Linked DNA regions of Homo sapiens: region 2 is linked to region 1. Evidence: chromatin loops called from intact Hi-C (ENCODE). Cell type or tissue: pancreas. All regions are shown on one strand. Links, peaks and the distances in the headings refer to the core of each region. The heading gives the core; the rest is flanking DNA.

Evidence for each region. Hi-C counts contacts between places; a loop is a spot of excess contacts. Peaks named below come from ENCODE experiments on the same cell type or tissue, not always from the same donor. Only the 100,000 strongest peaks of a DNase experiment are listed, where the experiment ranks them.
Region 2: a loop joins it to region 1, with 1.9 times the contacts of the local background. A loop is called at or near these places in 85 of 110 quality-filtered maps.

Annotation. Positions count from the first base shown.
Region 1 is chr10:13,435,987-13,445,590 of GRCh38, reverse strand. BEND7 (BEN domain containing 7) reads left to right here. Exons shown (of 9, transcript NM_001369863.1): 9 at 3,841-4,503. The coding sequence ends at 3,848. Among named protein-coding and RNA genes, the nearest start is that of BEND7-DT, 88 kb to the left of the region's middle. RefSeq lists a silencer at 4,844-4,943 and an enhancer at 5,281-6,008. In pancreas, for the core only: a CTCF peak has its summit at 4,933 (motif pointing right); DNase peaks (open chromatin) are centred at 4,960 and 5,740; H3K4me3 peaks cover 387 bases.
Region 2 is chr10:13,378,526-13,388,129 of GRCh38, reverse strand. It overlaps LOC105376419 (a long non-coding RNA gene), which reads right to left and starts at 5,119. Exons shown (of 3, transcript XR_930671.3): 1 at 4,773-5,119. In pancreas, for the core only: no CTCF peak of the experiment used is centred there; a DNase peak (open chromatin) is centred at 4,449; H3K4me3 peaks cover 989 bases; H3K27ac peaks cover 1,115 bases.

The DNA of each region.
Region 1 (9,604 bases), core at 872-8,871:
TTCTTTTTATCCAGTCCTTTTATTTTACAGGAAAAAAAGCCTGAGGCCCAGAAACATTAAGTGGCTTTCCCACGGCCTCACAGCTGGTTGACGGCCTGGCCGGAACCCAGGTCCCTCGACTCCCAGCCATGATACCATATAGCTTTCTCATACCTAAGCCAAAGCCAGCTTTTCTCTGCATGTTTCTTAAAGATCCTAAGAGATGATGGATGTGCTAATCCCTTTAGGAGTCCTCTTCACTGTCTCAGTCTTCACAATTAAAATGTTCGTCGTCAGTCGGCCCGGTTCACTGCAGCTGAAACTCGTTTCTTCCAGTCTTTTCTCAAACTTTACCCAAGGCTGTGAGGTCATAATGAAGAAAATAGTATAACACACTTGCAGATCTTTTCATTAAACTATTGATAGATATTTGATACAAATCACTAAGCAGCATGATAAATAAAAACGTTTATCATTTAGAAAAGAGGAAAAGAGGCCGGGCGCGGTGGCTCACACCTGTAATCCCAGCACTTTGGGAGGCCGAGGCGGGCGGATCACAAGGTCAGGAGATCGAGACCATCCTGGCTAACACGGTGAAACCCCCGTCTCTACTAAAAAATATATAAAAAATTAGCCAGGCATGGTGGCGGGCGCCTGTAGTCCCAGCTACTCAGGAGGCTGAGGCAGGAGAATGGCGTGAACCTGGGAGGCGGAGCTTGCAGTGAGCCGAGATCGCGCCACTACACTCCAGCTTGGGTGACAGAGCGAGACTCCGTCTCAAAAAAAAGAAGGAAAAGAAGTCTCAGATTGATGCTCAAATTTTGCAGTAATAATATTAAGTAATCTTGATATTCACCTGGATAGCATGTCTCTTGATTGCCTCCAAAGTAAAATCCCCATTCTGGTTGGCTTCTTTGAATGCAGTGCTGCTCCTAACACCCCTCCTCACATGTGCCCTTTAAGGACTCCACCTTTCTCGCACATGTGGTTTCATCCTTGAGCTTGAGCCTCACTGGTCAGAACCACAGGATCGACCAAGGGCTCTGATACAGACTCTCATTATCCCATTTATCTGAGCTAGCAACAGTTAGTTCTTTTTAAAGATTCAACAATGCTTTTATTACTTTTTTAAGGTCTTTTTTCCTCCTTCCAAAGTTGTGTATTTGGGGGAAGGGCAGGGAAAGGGATGTAAATGCTTAAGTGTTTCTATGAACCAGAAGTGACTAGGGTAGGGTTACAGGCAGGTCAAATGACATTTGTTTGGATGCATTACATTTAAGCAACCTTCTGTTCATCAGGCTTTAGCAGAAATGGATTCACCTTCTGTAGTGCATCTATTTTAGTTTCCCTTAACCCTATTCACTAAGCCTTTTTGAGCAACTACCAAGAATCAGCCCCGTGTTGGGTGCTGGTGTACAAATGCCCTCAGACTAGTGTGAGAGGCAGAAGGAATTACATAAATGCTATAGCACAGATGTGTGGAGAGGGTCTGGGGCTCAAGAAAAGCCACCCAGGAGCTGGGGACAATTTGCATTAAAAAAAAAAGTATAGAGAAAGTGAAATCAAAACAGTGCTTTCTAAAATTTAAAATGGGGCTTCCAAATTTGAAATGGGGATGTTCATCTAGACTTAGCAATTGTCATAAATTGGCATTTTACATACTTTTAAAAAATTAATAAAAGTGTAAGGAAGAACATTTCAATTGCTTTTACCACCCACAGACAACCATTATTGGATGATTTTTCTCAAATGTTTCTCCATTTTATTTATTTATACAGTGGAGATCAAATATGTAAAATTTTGTTTCCTACATGTTTTTTTGATTTTTACCTAACAAGCATTTTTCCACTCTATGGCAAATCTTCATATGCATTATTTTAATAGCTGCATAATATTCTGTTTTGCAGGTAAATTATCTTTTAGGCCATTTTCCATGACTGGACAATATGTGGATATACTCTAATAGTAACACACATTCGTGGCCTTTCTCATAAAAAATCATTACAAATTTCCAATTTCTACAATTGCTCATGGAGGACAACTAAAGCCTTGGCTAAAAACTTAGCGACTTAAGTGTGAAACACAGACACCTCCCCAGTAAATTGTTTACTTGTCCAGAACGCCCACCTCCAGCCATGTCACAGAACCATGTACAACTCTTCCTTAGAGAAGCGGCTCTCCGCCTTCATTTTCTTGTCTCTGTTGTAGGTAATATATTTGACACCAGGAGAGAAAACACGGAGGACACAGAACCAGGTTTCATTGCCTAGACTTTGATTTTAGTGACATTGTTGAGTGGCATATGTAACTTCCGTTTGAATTTCCACAAAGATCCACGTAGCATTTCAGGTTCCTGCAAAGTGTGGGTGTTCTGTCAAGCTTACCTGTCATGTTTGAATAGTTTCATATACTTTCTTTGTAATGTGTGATAACCAAGCCTCCAATCTGGTATAAGATTTTTTAAATCATTTTTAGGGTTGATTTGTTACCCTTTAAAAGTCCAGCATATGATTCAGTGAGTTCATTGTCCATTATAAAGAAGTGGTTCTCTCTTCCCTGTTTTCATTCAAAACCTCAGTATGAATATAGAGCTTTGAAACGTATTTATTTTAATGTAAATTGCTTAGATGCAGTATAAAGGAGAATGGCTCTTTCCAGTGCTGAGAGAGCAGTTGTGAAGGCCAAGATTAATTAGACCTTCATCATCTTAGAAGATGAAAAAGTTGTTTTGGGAGATAGGATAGCTCTGACCTGTAAGATGAAATCATTCATGACGTCAGTGCCCCCCAAATAGCCATTTGTAACTGAGTAAGTGCAAATGACCTATGAGTTCTTAGGAAAGAAAAACCTTTCACCTAAGTTGCGTCAACACAATGACAAAATAACTAATTAAAAGGTGAGAAAACCAGTAAATTATCTACATGATACCTGACAGCCATTTTAACAGATGGTCTTAACGGAGTGCTACAGGGTTTTGGCACCATGTGGTAACTAGCTAAAAATGTACTTAATATTATGTCATTTATTTGGTTCCTAGTATACTTGCCCTCCACTTTATATAAAACTAATTTATGAAAATCTGGATTTATTTTAAAAAGATATCTTGCCATGAAGGTATTTGTTTTATAGAAATATTTACCTCCAGATTTCTTTCTCTAATAAGATGGTGAATTTAAAACACTGTGTTATTTAGAAACACTGCATTTACACTTCATTTATTGTATAAAGCAAATTGCATTGAATCTTCGCCACTTGACCCAAAGGCCAAAAATTGGCATGAGAACAATTTGGACTACACATCACCAAACCCGGGGTTCACACCTGTCCACTAGCAGTTCCAGTGCCTTCCCCTAGCCCTGGATTTGGCAAAGCACAGAATGTTAAGAGCTAAAAGTTATTGTAGAGGCTACTCAGTCCCACCCGGGAAACTGAGGATGAATGAGGGTAAGCGGTTGCCCAGAGCCCGTTAACCCCTCCGTGGCTGGGGCCCTGCCTAGAACCCGAATTTCCTGACTACCCTGTCCAAGGTATTCATGTCACATCACACTGAAACGCTAAACCTAGAGATAGGAGAGGCCCTCTGGGATAAATCCCTGTTCCACCAAAGACCAGCCAGTCATCAAAGATGAGAGAAGGCATCCCTGTACTGTAACAAAAAGCTGGCTTTAGGCGTGGCTTGTAGAATCAATCTAACTACTAGACAAGTTACATCTCATATATGTGTGGCTTCTTTTTCTTCTTTTGGGGGGCTACAAGGAAGGTTTGGAGAAATTATTTCCATCATACCTTTTTGTTAGCCTTTTTCCATTTCTGGCCAGTAAGTAATCCCGTTCCTGACAACAGTCCCTTTGTTTTCTCAAGTGGTCTGATGAAGGACTGCAAACCACAGCTCTTGTGTTTTTTGCACCATGGGTTTTAAAATCCGTCCTCTGCCTCCCACAAGGAGCTACTACCCAAGGGAAGGGAGAAGATTAATTGGTGACCTTTCGCCGTGTTAAAATAGGATGAGTATGTTGCTGGTCAAGGCAGAAACGCTAACTTCCAACTGTGGTCTGTTAAGAGATCTGCTGGGAACCTTCAGAAGCACTGCCTTCCAAGGCGGGGCCACAGCTTGGGGTGTTCAGCACTTGAGGACGGGTGGAGCTTGTTCAACCCAAAGATGTGTGCGATGAACGGATCTACACACTGGAAATACGTATCAAAACTGCAACAGCAAAATCATATTTTGTAAATTAAAATTGTGTTTACTTACTGTGACTACTGTTCAGTCTTTATTCAGAAACCTTTTTATAGGCTTTCTTAGCAAAAAAAAAATCCATATCTATGGATAATGTCTCAATCTTCTGTATATATGTTTTATTAATATGTAAATATTTAGATTTTTTAAAATTACTATGTTCTTTAAAAAAGAATTCAATGCAAGCCTGGTTGTGAAAATGGTGTATAACATTGTGTTGTGGTATCAATTCCCAAGATGCTCTTTATGTCTGATCTGGAAGAATACAATAAATTACTTTAATTGAACGTGCGTGCGGATCTTGCCTGTGTGCCGGTCTTCCTGTGTTTATGAAGAGAAGTCAGTGCTGTTCATTAATTAAAAGGTATCATTAATACTCTGATGATCTCCCACAGAAGTTATATCTCCTGATGAAGTTAATTTTTAAAAATAAAGAGACCACCTAGATTGCTGCCAGAGTGAAAGGCTTCAGACGCTGGAAAGGCTGTGTCTGGCTGTTAGATCAATGGCTACAGCAAGTCCCACAGAAACACTTGAGCGTTAAGTACAGAGATGCTTGAAGCCTAATTTTAAATGAATTAGGTAGCTTTATAATCTTCACTTAAAAGGTTAAGCCCTGCTTCTATGGAAACAACACATCAGACGGACAAATCAATCTTCTCCGATGCTGAGCGGCTGCAGCCGCAGAATCGCTCGCTTCCCCTCTTTGAACACAGGAGGGCGCCACTCCTCGCCGGGCACCTGCCCCCCGCCGCCTCCCGCGGGCGTGCTCTGTCCCCTGCTCTGAGCGGGCCGCACCAGCGGGCTGGAATCCAGCTTCTTCGGAGGTTCAATTCAGGGTCTGACTCTGGGCCCCTGGTTTTACAGGGGCCTGGGACAGCTGTGAGGAGAGGCGGGCGGGTAGGGGCAGGAGCTGCTGCCTGGGAAGGCACCCGCACCTGGGCAGGGAGCCACAGGGCGAGCTGTTGCAAAAACAGATGTGGGCTCCAGCCCGTGAGTCTTGCAGGTGTCCGCGCTGCTCTGAAGCTGGAGTCAGGCTCCAGTCCTCGCCTCTGCCCTGATGCCCCCAGCTTCCTGGGGTCCCTTGTGTCAGGGACCCACGTCATATCTTTTGGCCCAAGGCCTCTGGGATGCCCTTGATCCCACAGGGCTGGCAGGGATGGGTGCTTTGAGGTATCCTGGCAGAACAGCTCGAAGACCTCTCTAACCCAATGGCCAGGGGACCCCATTTCGCCACAGGAGGCTCCCCTGGAAGACGCTTGCACACCTGCCTCAGTCGTCACCTCTCCTATCCTCCAGCCGCCAAACCCCCCTCCCCAAGGATCTGGGGACACAGCTGGCTCATTTCCCAGCAGCACCCGAGTTCAGCTGCACCATTTTACTGAACACCAACTGGGCAGACACTGTGGGTGTTTAGGGCGACTGGTTTCGGGATAAAAGAGAAAAGACGGGCGAGAGGGGAGGCGGGGCCAAGTCCTGGCACTAAACTGTGCTAGCCTTGCGCCATGCCGAGGGGCTGGGACGGCGCGGGCAGCCGCGGAGCATCTGAAGGGAAAGGTGTTGATCGGAGTCCTATCTTAGGTCGATCCGCCTGGCTGAAGCAGGGAGCATTCGCAGGAGGGGGCGGGCTGAAGACAAGGGATCCCAAGAAGAGGCTGTTGGAAGGGGCTCAAAACCCACAAAGCCACGCCTGAGAAAGAATCAGCTCAGGCTGGAGGAGGGAGAATGTGTCAAAGCTGACACCAAGTTTCTGGCTGACGAACCAGGAGGGGTGTCACTTGCACTCACTAAGATAAGGACACAGGGTGTGACGATTTGGAGGAGACAGGTGAGTTACTCCATTCATTCATTCATTCACTCATTCATTCATTCCACAGGTGCTTGTGGTGGGCCCTGCACTGTTCTGCCGGGTGGGAGTGCAGCGGTGACCCTAGTCTTGCAGAGCTCACCTCAGACAATGTCACAAGAAAAGGGACAGATGGCAGAACCCTGGGAGGAGCAGCATCTCGTGCTCCTGAACAACCTTACCAGAGACAGAGCTGAAACAGGAGCTTTGTCCCAAACCAGCCAAGACTTCAAGCACCATTCATTCCTCATAACTCAGGTCTCAGCTACACTTCATCATCAGAGAGGGATTCGCAACTTTCCCACGCCAGGCTCAGCCAAGTCTCTTACCCTTCACATCTCTTGCCTCTCTCTCTGAAATTATCTTGCTTATTTATGTGTGTGTGTATCACCCATCTTTCCACTGGAATCTGAGCCTTGTGATGTCAGGCTGTTAAGATTTCAGGCCCTGGTGAAAACATGTTCAGGATGCCCTCTCTCCCCTTTGCCCAGCAAGAGTGGACTGATTAAAGTTGGACCTGAGGTTTCCATGAATATGCAACCGAGTCATTCTGACGACAGTGAGTCCTGGCCTCCCAGTGCTGCCAGTTACCAGAAGTGACTCCCCTTCTCCCATCAGCCCAAACCCAGAGCCTTTATCACAGAACCCAAGATTGAGAGGAGGGTCAGGCTGGTTGGACAGTGGCCTTATCATGGGATGGATGGATCAGGAGCCTTTTACAGCGCTCTCCTTTCCGCTGTATCCCATTGTCTTAGATCACGTGGACTTGCCTTTTCCCCTAATACCGCCCCCTCAGTGCTCTTCTATAATTGGAGAAATTGTGTCAATAGATCGACCAAAGAGATGCAGGTTGTACTCCATGAGAATTTAATAAACGCTAGCGATTCAAAGCAACTTGAATTTACACAGATCAACTCCTATTATGTTTTGTAACCTCAAATGCGTGAAATTGATTATCCCCCCGAAAGTAATATATACAGATATGTGTGTATATAAATATTTATTTCTATTTTGTTATTGGTGAAATTAAAAAGAATGTTTAAATGAATCACAGTTTTAAAAAAAAAGAATGTTCTGGCCGGGCGCTGCGGCTCACACCTGTAATTTGGGAGGCTGAGGTGGGCGGATCACGAGGTCAGGAGTTCGAGACTAGCCTGACCAACATGGTGAAACCCCGTCTCTACTAAAAATACAAAATTAGCCATCCTGGTGGTGGGTGCCTGTAATCCCAGCTACTCAAGAAGCCGAGGCAGGAGAATCGCTTGAACCCGGGAGGCGGAGGTTGCAGCGAGCCAAAATCACACCACTGCACTCCAGCCTGGACAACAGAGCGAGACTCCGTCTCAAAAAAAAAAAAAAAAAAAAAAAGAACGTTCTAGAAATGGAGCTTGGAGTGGGTAGTGCCCCACATGCTTTACACACACTGATATTCCAAATAGACCTGATAGTTAAAGGCCTTTTTAATTGTTTTATTTTTGGCCATTTTGGACTGTTCACTGAAACATGGAAAGGCATTTTAAACCTAAACTTTGAAACTAAGCTACTTTATGATTTCTTTCAAATGCTTTCCAAAAGCGAAGCTGATACAAGCGCAATCAAAGGAGGAGTAGTCGGAAACCAGCCGTCTAGCCTTGCATTTGTGTGTATCCTCCAACACGGTGCCAAGACATTCAAAACATGGAGCGCCCTCCCCGTGAACTGGAGTGAAAAATGACTTTACACAGGAAATTAAGCATCCTAAGTTGTTTCACTGAAGTGGTGGCCCAGTTGCAGGTTCAGTTAGAAAAACTATTTTCTGCTATACTCTAGCAATGGAGGGAGAAAGAGAATACATTAAAATAGAGGACACTTACTCTGTGTATTATCAAATTAAGTACCCTCCAAAAATGATGTATTTCTAACCACTAGACAGAGAACATCAGAAGTGACTCAATTAACAAAACCCAGGCTAACCCCGTCCCCCTCCGGTGATGCACACGGTAACGGTGCTCTGTCCTTCTGGGAAATATTTCACTAGTGTGAGCTATACCACTTTCTCCCCCTCCTGCCTCTCCCTGATGCTTCCTAGAACATGGACCGATAGCCACAGGCAGCTTTGACTCTTGTTCAGATTCCGTGTTTGTTTTTATCATCATACCATGCGATGTTCCAGTGCGTTTGTCCTTCCTACCTGCCCCCATTAATGTTGCCTGGCAACCTTAACCACAGCCCGTTCCTCCCGTGCCTTGCCCCAGTGGGATCGGTTCACTAGTCATGGCACAGTGGACTTATTTTAAATGTTCGACTGACTCCCGGACACTGGCTGGACACTGATTTCTAGCCAGGAGCCTGCGTGCACCATGACCCTGTCGTTATGATAGCATACAGCTTTAGAAAGTAAACACTCTCTGGCCGGGCATGGTGGCTCACACCTGTAATCCCAGCACTTTGGGGGACTGAGGCGGAGGGAGGATCACAAGATCAGGAGTTCAAGAACAGCCTGGCCAAGATGGTGATACCCCGTCTCTACTAAAACTAAAAAAAATTAGCCAGGCACAGTGGCAGGTGCCTGTAATCCCAGCTACTCAGGAGGCTGAGGCAGGACAATTGCTTGAACCTGAGCAGCAGAGGTTGCGGTGAGCTGAGATGGCGCCACTGCACTCCAGCCTGGGCGACAGAGTGAGACTCCGTCTCAAAAAAAGAAAAGAAAAAAAAAAGTGAACACTCTCAAAGACCAAGAGACAACTTTTGATTGGAAAGCATCCAGTGACTTCAGGGGTAGGGATGAGGAGGTGGCGGAAGCTGGCGAAATTAGTCGAAGCCATTGGAAAGACTGAATGCAGGTGTGTTCATCCATTTTCACACTGCTATAAAGAAATACCCGAGACTGGGTAATTTATAAAGGAAAGCGGTTTCATTTACTCACAGTTCCACGTGGCTGGGGAGGCCTCAGGAAACGTACAGTCATGGCAAAAGGTGAAGGAGAAGCAAGCACCTTCTTCACAAGGGGGCAGGAAACAGAAAACGAAGGAGGAGCTGCCAAACAGAAAACCATCAGATCTCGTGAGAACTCTCTCACTATCACGAGAACAGTTTGAGGAAACCACCCCATGATCCAACCACCTCCCATCAGGTCCCTCCCTTGACACGTGGGAATTACAATTCAAAATGAGATTTGAGTGGGGACACAGAGCCAAACCATATCAGCAGGAGAAAAGCCCCTCCAAAAAAATGCTTTAAAAAATGTGAGAGAGTGGTTGAGTGCAGTGGCTCAATCCTCTAATCCCAGTGCCTTGAGAGGCCAAAGTAGGAGGACTGCTTGAGGCCAGGAGTTCAAGACCAGCCTGAACAGCATAGCGAGATAACCATTTCTTTTTTTTTTTTTTTTAAGACAGAGTCTCGCTCTGTCACCCAACCTGGAGTGCAGTGGCATGATCTCAGCTCACTGCAACCTCTGCCTCCCAGGTTCAAGCAATTCTTCTGCCTCAGCCTCCCAAGTAACTGGGATTACAGGCATGCGCCACCACACCTGGCTAGTTTTTGTATTTTTAGTAGAAACAGGG
Region 2 (9,604 bases), core at 546-8,545, 57 kb after region 1:
TCTAGTGCATTCTTTCCCTCCTCTTCCACCATCTCCCTTCCTGCAATAGCACTTTTGCCACATGCTGGTCACTATCAGAGTCACTTATTAGTACTTGTTTTATCACTTCTAGGTTGCAAGCTCCTTGAGGGGGCCGCTGCTGAATGAATTCGTTGAAGGGCCAGAGAGGGAAAGTGGGACGTAGACAGGGCAAGGGAAGCTCAGGAAACAATCTAAGGCAACAGGATTAACGTCAGGTCCTTTGCTGGGGAAGCAATTTCTGAAATGCCTTTATCCCAGGTGCATCCCTGAGAGTTATTTTTTCAGCTCTTACGGGTATGAGCAACGGTGTCAGGGAAAGAAACTTGGCTTTCTGAAGAGAGATGGTCTACCTGGAGTAGAGGGCATTCCCATTAGGTAAAAAGAGCAGAGTCAAGGCTTCATTCTTTTAGTTCCTAGCCCAAGACAGGTGGTCAAGAAAGGTTTTTGTTTTATTTTGCTTTGTTTTTTAAAGGCAGGGTCTTGCTCTGTCACCCACGTTGGAGTGCAGTGGTATAATCATAACTCACTATAACCTCAAATTCCTAGGCTCAAGCAGTCCTCCTGTCTCAGCCTCCTGAGTAGCTTGGACTACAGGTGTGCGCCACAGCACCCAGCTGATTTTTAACTTTTTTTTTTTTTTTTTTTTGTAGAGACAGGGTCTCACTATGATGCCCAGGCTGGTCTCTAACTCCTGGCCTCCAATGATCCTCCTGCCTCAACCTCCCAAAGTGCTGGGATTACAGGTGTGAGCCACCACGCCTGGCAAAGAAAGCTTTACTAAATGACTTTATTTATTGTAGTGAGGGCCGAGACTGGTTAGGTGCATTTGGGTCAAAATCATGGAAGGCCTTGAATACCAGGACAAAGGGAGCACTTATGGATTCCTGACCAAGACGGTGCCTTGATTCTCCCTAAATGTCTTACAAGTATTTTTTGTATTTATATTATTGTATGCATTTTAAAAAATATGCTCATATGATTTTCTTTTTTTTTTTTTTTTTTTTGAGATGGAGTCCTGCTCTGTTGCCCAGGCTGGAGTGCAATGGCGTGATCTCGGCTCACGGCAACCTCCACCTCCTGCTTTCAAGCGATTCTCCCCTCTCAGCCTCCCAAGTAGCTGGGATTACAGGCACACCAACACCATGCCTGGCTAATTTTTGTATTTTTGGTGAAAATAGGGTTTTGCCATATTGGCCAGCTGGTCTGAAACTCCTGACCTCAAATGATCCGCCCACCTCAGCCTCCCAAAGTGCTGGGATTACAGGCGTGAGTCACCGCGCCCGGCCCAATTTTCTCATTTCTGACCTCTTATTCACACAGATCTTGTTCTGATTGCTTCTAAACACTATCACAGGCATTTGATAGTTTTGTATTTCTTCTGCTTTTGTCATTCCCCACCTAGTCCTAGAATGTACTTTTACTCTCTGTCTTGGACATATAAATTTCCTTTTCCTCTCCCCTCCCTGAATCCGTAAGCACCTCTATCATGCCCTTTAACTTGTCTGCTTTTCTCTCAAAGATCTTCCCTTTTTCCTCCCTTTGCTGTCCAACTGTCCTGATTCTACTGACCATCACTTACTTCGGTTTTAGGTTCCCCAATTCCCATTACTTAGATCCTACTCATTTCCCACAGAAGGCTGCAGAGAACAATAACCTCAGCCAGAAAGCAATCAGGAATTATTCACTGATTGGTGGGTTGCCTGCACTTTTCACATCTCTTTTCCAGAACCACTGGGAGCACCAGCAGATCCTGCCCACCTGTGAGATGGGCAGAACCCTGGCCGTCCTGCCTGCGGAGACAGCTTTAGGATGATGCTGGAAGCTACTGCTTCACCCACTGCTGTCCAAGAAGCCTTACCCACATGATCTCAACCTTCAAACAGCCCTGTCATGTGGGTTCCTGCCCCTATTCCACTGATAAAGATGTTACAATTTAGAGAAATCTTTTTTTTTTTAGACGAAGTTTCACCCTTTTTGCCCAGGCTGGAGTGTGGAGCGCAATGGTGCGATCTCGGCTCACTGCAACCTCCACCTCCCAAGTTCAAGCGATTCTCCTGCCTCAGCCTCCACAGTAGCTGGGATTACAGGTGCCCGCCATCACACCCAGCTAATTCTTTGTATTTTTAGTAGAGACAAGATTTCACCATGTTGGCCAGGCTGGTCTCAAACTCCTGACCTCAGGTGATCCACCCGTCTCAGCATCCCAAAGTGCTGGGACTACAGGCGTGAACCACCGCTCCTGTAATTTCTGTTTATAAAGATTTTCTTTTAAGAATTGCCAAGATTAGGCCAAGCAAATCCCACCTCCCAAAGTGCTGGGATTACAGGCATGACTTGTCCAGCCAAGGTAGAAGGATCGCTTGAGTTCAGGAGTTTGAAACCAGCCTGGGCAACATGGTGAGAACCCCGTGTCTACAAAAAATGTAAAAATTAGCGGGGCACAGTGGCATGCGCCTGTAGTCCCAGCTACTTGGGAGACTGAGGTGGGGGGAATACTTGAGCCCGGGAGGTCAAGGTTGCAGTGAGTCATGATGGTGCCACTGCACTCCAGCCTGGGTGACAGAGAGAGACCCTGTCTCAAGAAAAAGAAAGAAAAGAAAAGAAAAGAAAAAAACAGGATTGTAACAAATCCATTCACTTCCTGTCCCTCTCTCTTTACAGCTTCAGCAGCACAGCCTCCATCTTTGGACCCAAGCTTGGAAAGCATAGCTCCCTCTTTTAGACGTTGTCCATTTCAAAGCATCTCCAGTCTGGATCAACAGAAGGATGATGTGTTTATGTCCTTCCCTGTCTGTTCCTTAAAGCAACCTTAAGTCTGGAACATGAATTCTCTTTTTTAAACAAATTTAAAAACTTTGTAGAGAATTCAAAAGGTACAAAGGGTAGCCACACAGGCTACCATTGTCACCGCTTCCTTGTAGCTTCTGGACTCTTGGTGGCATTTGCCAATTCAAACAAAGAAAAAGTCTATGTGAATAGTTTTGTTTTCCCCTGTGACTTTAAGCTACTTAAAAGAAAATTTGGCCAGACACCGTGGCTCACTCCTGTAATCCCAGCACTTTGGGAAGCTGTGGCAGGCAGATCACGAGGTCAGGAGTTTGAGACCAGCCTGACCAACATAGAGAAACCTCGTCTCTACTAAAAATACAAAACAATTAGCCGGGCGTGGTGGCACATGCCTGTGATCCCAGCTACTCAGGAGGCTGAGACAGGAGAATCGCTTGAACCTGGGAGGTGGAGGTTGCAGTGAGCCGAGCTCGCGCCATTGCACTCCAGCCTTGGAACAAGAGTGAAACTCTGTCTAAAAAAAAAAAAAAAAAAAAAGCATGGTCTTTGTCTTAACCCTCCTGGCATCCTCATATAGTTCACGAAAAAAGAGAGAGACAGGAAGAGGAAGAATCGCTTCTGTTAATCCTCTTCACCTAGCTTCACTTGGCAACATCATCAGTTCTCCTCATTTGCATGATCTGTTCTTTCTCTCACTATTATTGAGTGTTCCAGTCTCTGCTTATTGGCAAAATAAGACCTAGGTTTCTCATTAGTTTGTGTTTACTGAAGAGTCAAAGGCTAAAGATTTTACCTTGCCCGGCAATATTTTCTGTCTCCAAAGCAGTATCTGACTGACTCTCTGGTGCCGACAATTGAGAATACTGGCAAGAAATGAGCTGGTGAGGGTGTGCCATCTGCTTCTAAAACTTCATTCAGAAAGTTACATGCAGTTTACAAATATAATGTCTCAAAATACACTCAGAGGCAGCTGTGTTGGTGCTCTAGGGTGTCAGAGCCGTAAAGAGGTAAAAGGCTCAGAAGTCAGCCGAATCCCAGCTGGGTCTTCCCCCAGCCACCAGACTTGGAAAGGCTGCGAGCTGCTCTGAGCTGCTTCTGTGTTGAGCTCTACCTCTCAGGGTTTCTGAGGCTACTGAGCTAACAAACGCAAATGTCTACCATACTCCGCTGGGCGCGGTGGCGCACGCCTGTAATCCCAGCACTTTGGGAGGCCAAGGCGGGCGGATTGCCTGAGCTCAGGAGTTTGAGACCAGCCTGGCCAACTTGGTGAAACCCCGTCTCTACTAAAAATATGAAAGATTAGCCGGGGGTGGTGGCGGGCGCCTGTAATCCCAGCTACTCGGGAGGCTGAGGCAGGAGAATCGCTTGAACCCGGGAGGCGGAGGTTGCAGTGAGCCGAGATCGCGCCATTGCACTCCAGCCTGGGAGACAGAGACCCCGTCTCAAAAAACAAAAAAAAAAAAAAAAAAAAAAAAGAAGGAAGAAGAAGAAGAAAATTAAAATCAGCTGGGCATTTTTTTTCCCCATGGTATAAAAATGAAGGCCGCCCAGAAGCACAGTCCTGCACTTTTCCCTCCAGCCTGGCCTTGCTTAGAGCTGCTCTGCTCGACAGGGTGCTCCGAGTGAAGAGGGCGCACCCCGCTACCTGCGCGCCTTGGCTCCCTGCCTCTCCAGCCGCACCTCCGGGTGGAATTTACCTGGAATGATCGCTTTCCTCCCCGCCCCCACCCCGGCCACTCTCAGGTCCTCCTGTCATTTCACCTTTTCTCTGCTTCACAGAACCCTTGAATGGTAATCTGCTTTTATTTTCCTGAACTTCTGAACTCTTCCTGTGTCTTTAACCTCCGGTCGTTGGCGATCAGCCTCGGATTCCTTTATCTGCCGTTGGCTTGGCTGAGGCTTTTGCCGTGGGAGAATCGGAGAATTTTTCACAGTGGTTCTGTCTCACGCGTGATCACACTTACCTGCCACGCCGCCTGTGCTTTCTCCCTTTTCTCTCCCTCCTTTACAGCTGAGCAAACATTTCCTCTCCTATCGGTGCTTGCACGCCAGGGTTTTTTCCTTTGCGATCTGGTCTGCCCTGCCTGGCGCTCCCCACCCACTTCTTCCAGGCTATTCCCGGTCTTTAGTCCTACAGGTGCCAGATTCTAGGCTATTGCTGGGCAAAATGAAATGGTCTTTAGTCCCACAAGTGACAGAGATGATACCATCTCCCCAGCTCCTCCAAGGAATTCTGAACCACCTTGTCGGTTTCAGGAGTCTCAAGTTCAAGTGCTGGGAAACCTGTGTTTGTAGGCTGAGTAACCGCCCAGCTCAGCTCAGTAACCCGGGAACGTGGCTCTGCTCCCCAAGGTGGAAGGCTCACTCCACCACCTCCCGTGTGCAAGCCTACATTCTCCTGTCCACACCCGAGTTCCGCTAAGTATTTTACTTGGCTGGCATTGCCGTGTCTTTTTAGCCATACTAAAACGGCGTCTTTCATACCAGCTTCCTGTCTCACTGAAGATGGAGAAGTGTTTGTTTCTTGTCCGGCTTGGTGTGGTGCAACCGCAAGACTAAATCAGAGGCTCCCATTTTTTATCCCCATATATTTTTTAGGGCGTGTCATGAATTCTCGCTGTTAGTAACACACTTTTTCTAAATTTCAAAAGTTGTGTCTTTGAGGATTACAGTGGAGAGATTTTTGTCATCTCAATTCTCCTCGCAAAATTTTTGCCTTGGAATATTTTACAGGTGATCAAATGTCTATTTATTTATTTATTTATTTATTTATTTTTGAGGCGGGGTCTCACTCTGTCGCCCAGGCTGGAGTGCAGTGGCACAAACTTGGCTCACTGCAGCCTCCTCCTCCTGGGTTCAAGCCATTCTCGTCTCTCAGCCTCCCGAGTAGCTAGGATTACAGGATCATGCCACCATGCCTGGCTAATTTTTCTACTTTTAGTAGAGACGGAGTTTCACCATGTTGGCCAGGCTGGTTTTGAACTCCTGACCGCAGGTGATTCACCCACCTCAGCCTCCCAAAGCGCTGAGATTACAAGCGTGAGCCACTGCGCCCGGGCTTTTTTGAGACTGTGTCTTGCTCTGTCGCTCAGGCTGGAGTGCAGTGGCACCATCATAGCTTACTGCAGCCTCAAACTCCTGGGCTCAAGGGATCTTCTCACCTCCTGCCTCCCAAAGCACTGAGATTATAGGCGTGAGCCACCACACCTGGTCCAAATGTCCTTTCTAAATGGTGGTGGTCCTTTCTAAACTATGTAAGTCCCTTTTTGTTAGGGAGTTTCCTTTTTATCTTACGGAAAACGAGAGACATTGATATAGGAGTTAGGAAGAAATCACTTAAGCAGATAGTGAGGGTATGGAAGTCCTCAGTAAGGCTTTTTCTTTTTAATGAAAAGCAGTCCCAAATCACTTTCTAACAAAGAGCAGTGTGTAAAGTCTGCAGACATAGACAAGCAAATTGGGAGCTTGCACAGGTGAATGCGAGCAGGAACTAGGAGCTAGACATGTTCAGCATGGCAGATCCATTTTCCCTTCTCTGCCAGCCACGTGTACACTAAGGAGCAGAAAAGATGGCACCAGACAAAGGGAGAATTCACTTGCATAATAAGATTAGGGTAGGCACCCACCACCACGCCTGGCTAATTTTTGTATTTTTTAATAGGGACGGGGTTTTGCCATGTTGGTCAGGCTGGTCTCGAACTCCTGACCTCAGGTGATCTGCCCACTTCAGCCTCCCAAAGTGCTGGGATTACAGGCATGAGCCACCACACCCAGCCTCCTTTTCCTTCTTGAATCTGATCTCCAGATGACTCAATTACTTTGCAGTTCTATAATCTCACCCTCCTTCCCTCGTCAGTTCATTCTCGCATTTGCCACTGTACATTCTGGTATAAAATTTATTCTGGGGCCAGGCACGGTGGCTCACACCTATAATCCCAGCATCTTGGGAGGCTGAGGTGGGAGGATTGCTTGAAGCCAGGGGTTCCAGGCTACACTGAGCTATGATCATGCCACTGCACTCCAGCCAGGGCGACAGAGCAAGAAAATGTCTCTCTAAAAAAAAAAAAAAAAAAAAATTCTCTTTTTTGTTTGTTTATTTGTTTTTGGACAGTATTGATCTGTCGCCCACACTGGAGTGCAGTGGCATAATCACAGATCACTGCAGCCTTGACCTCCTAGGCTCAGGTGGTTCTCCCACCTCAACCTCCCAAACAGCTGGGAATACAGGTGCATGCCACCATGGCCAGCTCATTTTTGTATTTTTTTGTATAGATGGGGTTTTGCCATGTTGCCCAGGCTGCTCTCAAACTCCTGGGCTTAAGCAATCCTCCTGCCTTCTGCCCCCACCACACCTGGCCAAAAATTCTGTTCTTTACCTTCACAGTGGGGACCCCTTGGTTTCTCCTCCTCGATTTCACCCACTATCCCCGTAAGGACAAATGAAAGAAATGGAAGCAAGGAGATGCCCTGAGGAATAGCAACTCTTGTAAGCAGTGACTGGACTGCCGAATCCTGGGGTTCAACCACCAGCTTTCTTTGGGGGCCTCATCCTGTGTTAGGTTTCAACAGCTTCCTTGAAGTCTAAGCCACAGCTCCATCCTCATTTCCAAAAGGGTGTTCCCAAGTTGATGTTCCTTTTGGCTCTTCTCATACACATTTTTCCCCCAAATGTTCCAATAAGAAACAAATGTGAGCACTTCCCTACAGAAGTAAACTAAGAACCTGCGGAATCGCAGATGTTTAGAGGTGGAATAGCGCTAGGCCAGGGAGTATCTTTTTCCCACTGGGATGGAGCATAGGCCATGTGGATGTTTTCATTGACAATAGCAGCAATTTGACAAGAGTCCATGGATGGTGGTGTAGGACATGCCTCAAACATGAATCCAGACCATGCAGAGGCTTCACTCATCTATATTTTCTTTCTTTCTTTCTTTCTTTTTGAGATGGAGTTTTGCTCTTGTTGCCCATAATGGAGTGCAATGGTGTAATCTCGGCTCACTGCAAATTCCGCCTCCTGGGTTCAAGTGATTCTCCTGCCTCAGCCTCCTGAGTAGCTGGGATTACAGGCATGCGCCACCACGCCTGGCTAATTTTGCATTTTTAGTAGAGACGAGGTTTCTCCATGTTGGTCAGGCTGGTCTCGAACTCCCGACCTCAGTTGATCCGCTCGCCAAAGTGCTGGGATTACAGGCGTGAGCCACCGTGCCCGGAAGAATTTACTTTCTCCTCCCAGTTAATGTTTGCTCTCAGAAAGGAAGCTGATCAAGGTAATTTATGCCCTATGATTGCTTTTGAGATATAATATACATATCATAAAATTCACCCTTTCAAAGGGCACAATTCAGTGGTTTTCAGTGTATTCCAATGATGTGCAACCATCACCACCATATAATTCTAGAACATTTTTGTCACCCCCCGAAAGAATCTCTGTCCCCAATAGTAGTCATTCCCATTCCCCTCTTTCCCAGCCCCTGGCAACCAGCAATATATTTTCTGTTTCTGGGAATCTGCCTATTCTGGATATGCCCTAGAAAAGGCATCACAATATATGATCCTTCGCACCTGGCTTCTTTTACGTAGAATAGTGTTTTCAAGGTTCATCCATTTTGTAGCATGGATCAGCACTTGATTCCTTTTTATGGCTGAGTATTATTCTATTGTGTGGTTATATAGAACTCATTTGTTTTTTTGTTTTTTTATTGGGCTTTTATTTAAAAATACTTTTTTAAAATTATACTTTAAGTTCTAGGGTACATGTGCACAACATGCAGGTTTGTTACATATGTATACATGTGCCATGTTGGTGTGCTGCACCCATTAACTCTTCATTTAACGTTAGGTATATCTCCTAATGCTATCCCTCCCCCCACACCCATGACAGGCCCCGGTGTGTGACTTTCCCCTTCCTGTGTCCAAGTGTTCTCATTGTTCAATTCCCACCTATAAGTGAGAACATGCGGTGTTTGTTTTTTTGTCCTTGCGATAGTTTGCTAAGAATGATGGTTTCCAGCATCATCCATGTCCCTACAAAGGACATGAGCTCATCCTTTTTTATGGCTGCATAGTATTCCGTGGTGTATATGTGCCACATTTTCTTAATCCAGTCTATCATTGATGGACATTTGGGTTGGTTCCAAGTCTTTGCTATTGTGAATAGTGCCACAATAAACATATGTGTGCATGTGTCTTTATAGCAGCTTGATTTATAATCCTTTGAGTATATACCAAGTAATGGGATGGCTGGGTCAAATGGTATTTCTAACAACTCGTTTGTTTATCCATTTGTCACCTGATGGATATTTGTGTCGTTTCCATCTTTTAGCTGTTGTGAATAATGCTGCTGGGAACATTCGTGTACATATATGTGTGGACATACATGTGAAATATATGTGTGGACATATATTTCGTTTCTCCTGGTTGTATCCTTAGGAGTGGAATTTCTGGTTCACATGGTAATGCTATTTTTAATCTTTTGAGGAACTGTCAAACTATTTTCCAAACTGGTTACATCATTTACATCCACCACAACAACATATGAGGATTCTAATTTCTTTGTGTCTTCACCAGCACTTGCTTTTGTCTGTCTTTCTGATTCTAGTCATCCTAGTGGGTATGAAGTGGTATCTTAGTGGGGCTTTGATTGTCATTTCTCTAATGACTAACGATGTTGAACATCTTTTCATGCATTTATTGACCATTGTATCTTTTTTTTTTTTTTCTGAGACGGAGTCTTGCTCTGTCCCCCAGGCTGGAGTGCAGTGGCACAATCTGTACTCACTGCAAGCTCTGCCTCCCA